Regions from separate parts of the Homo sapiens genome. Here region 2 is linked to region 1. A link is a loop called in an ENCODE intact Hi-C map of the cell type or tissue named here. Cell type or tissue: CD4-positive, alpha-beta T cell. All regions are shown on one strand. Each heading gives the region's core, and the rest is flanking DNA. Links, peaks and the distances in the headings are about the cores only.

The links. Peaks named below come from ENCODE experiments on the same cell type or tissue, not always from the same donor. Only the 100,000 strongest peaks of a DNase experiment are listed, where the experiment ranks them.
Region 2: it touches region 1 in a loop (5-fold over the local background); 4 of 110 quality-filtered maps call a loop at or near these places.

The regions. Positions count from the first base shown.
Region 1 is chr10:73,412,852-73,415,755 of GRCh38, forward strand. It overlaps ANXA7 (annexin A7), which reads right to left and starts at 1,207. Exons shown (of 13, transcript NM_001156.5): 1 at 1,161-1,207. RefSeq lists enhancers at 221-340, 351-430 and a silencer at 831-1,390. In CD4-positive, alpha-beta T cell, for the core only: CTCF peaks have their summits at 1,344 and 1,543; DNase peaks (open chromatin) are centred at 550, 850 and 1,250; H3K4me3 peaks cover 1,967 bases; H3K27ac peaks cover 1,335 bases.
Region 2 is chr10:73,166,869-73,169,772 of GRCh38, forward strand. It overlaps ECD (ecdysoneless cell cycle regulator), which reads right to left and starts at 1,140. Exons shown (of 14, transcript NM_007265.3): 1 at 998-1,140. It overlaps FAM149B1 (family with sequence similarity 149 member B1), which reads left to right and starts at 1,251. Exons shown (of 14, transcript NM_173348.2): 1 at 1,251-1,518. The coding sequence starts at 1,472. RefSeq lists enhancers at 959-1,558, 1,065-1,264, 2,159-2,757 and a silencer at 1,315-1,504. In CD4-positive, alpha-beta T cell, for the core only: no CTCF peak of the experiment used is centred there; a DNase peak (open chromatin) is centred at 1,243; H3K4me3 peaks cover 1,993 bases; H3K27ac peaks cover 1,815 bases.

The DNA of each region.
Region 1 (2,904 bases), core at 144-2,643:
AAATCATTTTTGGTTTTCCAAACCACCTCCACCCAGTGAGTCAGTTAGTAAAAGGGCTGGGTCTCACCGTTTCTCATTGATGGCATGAAGCCCAGGAACCCAAGAGGCAGCTGTTGCAAATTTATGGGGGAAAAAATACACGAAACAGGAAGGGTGACTGAAGATACGCGCAACAGCGAATACAATTTTGCAAAACCGGCTTCTAGGTATGGTAGGATCATTTAAATCCGTCAGTGATGTGGAGAAAGAACATGGAGGCATGGCTAGTCCTCTGCACGGACAGGTAGGTAGCCAACCACCAGTGAGGACTGAAAGACAGTCCTCACTGAAAAGGACTGAAAGTTTGCAGTGGCCAAAATTATCTCTTTTACCTATTCAGTGCTTGAAACTCTTTCCTTGCCTGGAAGGTAACTCATTACACTCATCATCTAATTCGGACACATTTAGCAGATTAGCTGGCCATCAGCTGGCAAAAATCAGGGCGTTTACGGCAGTCGGAAGACAACAGCGTCATGTCTGTCACTTTACGGTGGACATCAGCCATCTACCTCTGCACCTTGGTTTCCTTGCGCAGTGTTTGCACAGGATGAGCTAATTTCAACACAGATTTGCTGCTGGTCGGGGAACAGCAATCAAATCTGGAATGCTATTCTAGAATAGCTTCCAAGAACTGTAAACGAGAACCAGTGTACGACCTTGGCCTGGCGCATTCTGTCCTACGGTTCACTAAACACAGTAAAAATTTCCCCAAGTTTCCCTAAATTCGCTGTGTCACCGGAAAGTACAGCCACTACCAGCCAGACGGCTTTCAGCACTGCCCGTGCGTTTCCCTACTCAGCCTCCCGCGAGGCAGCTGGGCCACGCTCCGGCCTCAGCCCCTCCACCTGCCCGAGGGCGGGGCGCCACTGGTCCCTGGGATTTCCAAACGGACGGAAGGGCTTCCCGTAAGCCAGGCCGGCCGCCTCACCCACGCCACCCCAACACACCCCGGCCGGCAGCCCGGCTACGAGACGCGCAAACCGAGTCGCCGCCATCCGGGAGGCCCACACTGCCCTCCAGCCGCGCCCCACTAGCACCGGGACAGCAGCGCCCAGAGCTGGCCGAGGGCAAGACCACCGAGGCAGACGAGGTGGGAAAGGGAGGGGGGCGCCGCTCCTCACCTGACCCCAGCAGCAGCGTCACAGCCCAACCCGGTCTCCCGCAAGATGGAGCCGGGGGCGGGCCCAGGGTGGGCGGGGCGTCTCGCGAGCCCGTTAGGATCGCGGCTGCAGCCGGGAACACCCCCGGAGCCGGAGAGGGCGCTGCGGGGAGCGGGCTGTCCCTCAGTCCCGCCCCTAGGCGCCACCTGAGGGAAAAAGACTCTCCCTTCGGGTGGCCCAGCGGATTTTTAATCACATTTATCTGTCGCAAGGACCCTGCACCAATCCCTTTTAAGGCTGCCTCAAGTCACCTAGGAAGTTGCAGCAGTCCTGGGGGTATCCGGGGCCCCTTCAGTGGCGGGCGGTAGAGAAGGGCTGAGACTGGGAGGCTGGTGCAGCCTCCCCGCCTCTGAAATACCGTCCTCCAGGTATTTTCTGGGGACAAAGACGGCGTTTTTTGTTAGCCTCCTGTGAAAGTAATATTTGTGGGAAATCTTAGTTGGAACTGTAGATGAACTAATCAAAATCACTCCCGAAAGGAGTTGTTAGGTGATTTTAGGCTCCCCTCGTGGCTACAGCATTGAACACACATTAGCATTAAACATTTGAGGCAATTACGAGGGCTCAGATCAATATTTTAAACTCGTTAAGGAATTTATATTACAGAGAAAACCAATCAGCTACCTTTTAGAGTGGTAAAAGGTAGCTTCTGGGTGTGGTCCCCCGAACAGCAGCATCACCTGGAAACGTGTTAGTAACGCAGATTATTGAACTCCACCTTAGACCTACTGAATCAAACTCCCCGGGTGGTGCCCAGCAACCTGTTTTAACAAGCCTTCCAGGTGGTTCTGATGCACACTAAAGTTTGCACATCTGATGCACATCAACTTACTTATTCCTCTACACACTTTTCTACCCAAAAGCTTCCTCATGGGGGTGGAATAGAGTGGATTACGATTTTAAATGGGAAGAGCAAGCAAAATATACGTGGCTTCCAAATAGGTGTGTGGAGTGAAAAGTATTTGAGGCAGGTCATTGCCTCATTTAACAATGGTAGACAAAATGCACAACTCTCTAGGTGACCAGCATTAATTCCCCGGCGCCCAACAGTCTGTCTACCTGGAAAATAACAGGACTTTCTGTCCTACCTACCCCAGAGACCTCCAGGATTTAAGCCTTCCCTGAGAAGCCTACTCTGTTCATTCTAGAGTTCCCTTTGTGAGCTCGTTCCAAACCCTCCCTCTGCCTTAAATACCACCATAACAGGGTATTTGCCAAACCTCTTATTTCCAGCCCACTTTCCTGAGCTGCAGGAATAGTCCAATAGTCTACTACGACATTTGCCATTTCATCCTTTCAATTCATCCTTTCTTCCTGGCATAAAAGGCGTTACAGGATCGGAGACCCTTTCCTCCTGCTACCTCTGCTTAGAAAGCACTGCTCATCTTTTAACAATTACTCATCTTAATTAGACTTGTTTTCAAGGTTGCTCATCTCCGTCTTGCTCCAATAAACTCTTCCTGATCTTCTTTTTTGTACTCAACTGGACCATTTTAATTTTTTAATTTTTTTGGAGACAGAGTCTTGCTCTGTCACCCAGGCTGGAGTGCTGTGGTGCGATCTAGGCTCACTGCAACCTCTGCCTCCGGGGTTCAAGCGATTCTCATGCCTCAGCCTCCCGTGTAGCTGGGAGGCATGTCACCACGCCCAGCTAATTTTTTTGTATTTTTAGTACAGATGGGGTTTCGCCATGTTGGCCAGGCTG
Region 2 (2,904 bases), core at 125-2,624, 250 kb before region 1:
ACTCAGGAAATCTTTGCCCACTCTAATGTCCTAGAGAGTTTCCCCAATATTTCCTTTTAGTAGTTTCATAGTTTGAGGGCTTAGATTTAAGTCTCTAATCCATTTTGACTTGATTTTTGTATATGGTGGGAGGTAGTGGGTCTGGTTTCATTCTTCTGCATACGGGTATCAGTTTTCCCAGTATCATTTATTGAAGAGACTGTCTTTTCCCCAATGTATGTTTTTGGTACCTTTGCTGAAAATGAATTCACTGCAGACATATGGATTTGTTTCTGGGTTCTCTATTCTGTTCCTGTTTTTATGCCAGTGCCATGCTGTTTTGGTTACTATAACTCTGTTGTATAATCTGAAGTCGGGTAATGTGATGCTTCCAGTTTTGTTCTTTTTGCTCAGGATAGCTTTGGCTATTCTGGCTCTTTTGTGGTTCCATATAAATTTTAGGATCTTTTTTCTATGACTGTGAAGAATGTCACTGGTATTTTGATGGAGGTTGCATTGATACCTCTTAATTTTCTAAGGGTTTTCCTTATCTCTTAATTTTCTAAGGGTTTTCCTAAATAAGAGTACTAGTTTATTCTTGCTGCCAGGTGATGCTTGGTAAAGAAAGAAATGGCGGTGGATGGACCACCCTAACTCCATGATTCCAATCTTACTCAGCTTTCTAAGAGACTCGTAAGGAACCTGCTTCTTCTTATCCAGACACCCACTCACCACAGTCTAACCAAATCATCATTTTGCCTTTCAACCCAGAGGGACAGACAGTAATTTTACCCATCCACCCCATAACGCCAAACACACGTCATCATGCAGAATTTGGTGTCAGAACTGGAAGGGACTCTATGATCACTCAGGCTAATACCTCACTGTACATATGAGAAAACCCAGAGTACAGAAAAAGAAGCGACCAAGCAGCAGGGGCTTGACTTGGAGTCTAGTGCTCTTTCCCCAGTCTAGGCTCCCTCCTGCCATCTAACAAAATGAAGCCAATTTCTCTTACGGTTCTAGGGCCTCTCCTTCGCGTCTCTGCTGTGGCACCTTTCCTTAGCCGCCTCTCCGACTGCGAGAGCTGATCGAGAGCTGCCACCGGCCGCCGAAGCCTGGATCAGGCTCTGTCCCGACGCCTGACCGGAACCTGAAGCCAGCGGAAATCCTGAGAGAAAGTCTGAAACCCACTCAGTCCCCGAAACCTTGTGTGTCGTCACTGCTGTGCGTCGGCGGGAGCATTTTGCGAGTGTCCGGGGGCCTTCGTCACTTCCGCCCCCGCGGCAAAGCAGGGAGGTCGGAGGACTGGAGAGGTGGGGACCCTGGGGAGGTGGCTGCTCGGAGTCTAGGTGACGGGGCGAGACGGGGCCGGTAGGTGGCGGGAGGGGCCGGGCCGGAGCCGGCGGGAGGGCCAGGCCCGGAGGCCCCCACCCTGGCGTGCCTGCCCCGGCCGCGGCTGAGGAGGAGGAGGAGGAGGAGGAGGAGGAGGATGATCTCCAGATACACTCGGAAGGCGGTGCCACAGAGCTTGGAGCTGTGAGTGGACTGCTCAGCCACCCCAGCCGGGGCGGGCGGCGGGCGCTCTGGGGACCCTCCTTGACCAGTCCTTCGTTCCTTTCCTTTCCCAGGGCTGGGGAGAGATTTTTCTTCGGAATTCTCTCCTCTCAGCCCTGCTGGACCCTGCCCCTTCTTCCTCCATCTCCAGCTGAGGGCGTGTCGCCCTTCGTCTGAAATTCCTGAAATCAAGCACTGGGTCTGCTGAAGCATTTGTAGCATCCGCAGTGCTTCAGGTCCCATTGTTAATGGCCATGGTAGCTCGAGAAGTTATTAATAGCTAACTGAGGGCTCCAGGAAAGTGCTCACTTGACACTGTGCAAAGCTATTTACATACATTTGCTCATTCCTATCAATGATATCAGATTGGGAACATTATTTTGCACATTCTACAGATAAAGATCCCAGAATTAAAGATTGTAGCATGCCAAAGATCACACAGCTTGAAGGTGGTAGAGCTGAGAGGTACAAACCTGATGTCGATCTGATTCCGAAGCCTGTGGTCATAACCATCACACATACTGCCTCCCCACCTCTGCAATTAAGCACCAGAATCCATAAAGATCAGTTTTGCTTTTGAGACTTTAAAGAGCAAATATTTCTGGCTTTAAAAAGATCCACCCTCACGGCCGGCCGTGGTGGCTCACGCTTGTAATCCCAGCACTTTGGGAGGCTGAGGCGGGCGGATCACTTGAGGCCAGGAGTTCGAGACCAGCCTGGCCAACATGGCGAAACCCCATCTCTACTAAAAATGCAAAAAAAAAAAAAAAAATGGCCGGGCATGGAGGCGGGGGCCTGTAAACCCAGCTACTTGGGAGGATGAGGCAGGAGAATCACTTGAACCCGGGAGGCAGAGGTTGCAGTGAGCAGAGGTCACGCCATCGCACTCCAGTCTGGGTGACAAGAGTGAAACTCCGTCTCAAAATAAATAAATAAATAATAAAAAAATAAAAAGAGCTGCCCCCTACCCTGACCGAAGTGGTGTATAATAATTTAGAAAGTAATAATAGTGTCATACATTTATTAATGCTTTACACTTCCAAAAGGGCCTTCACTTTTTTTTTTTTTTTGGAGACAGGGTCTTGCTCAGTTGTCCAGGCTGGAGGGCAGTAGTGCAATCCTTGCTCACTGCAGCCTCCACCTATGGGCTCAGGTGATCCTCACAATGTAGCCTCTTGAGTAGCTGAGACTACAGGTGCACACCACCACAACTGGCTAATTAAAAAAAAATTTTTTTTTGGTAGAGACAGGGTCCCACTATGTTGCCCAGGCTGGTCTCAAACTCCTGGACTCAAGCGGTTCTCCCACTTTGGCCTCCCAAAGTGTTGGCGTGAGCCACCATGCCCAGCTCACTTCACTTTTTGATCT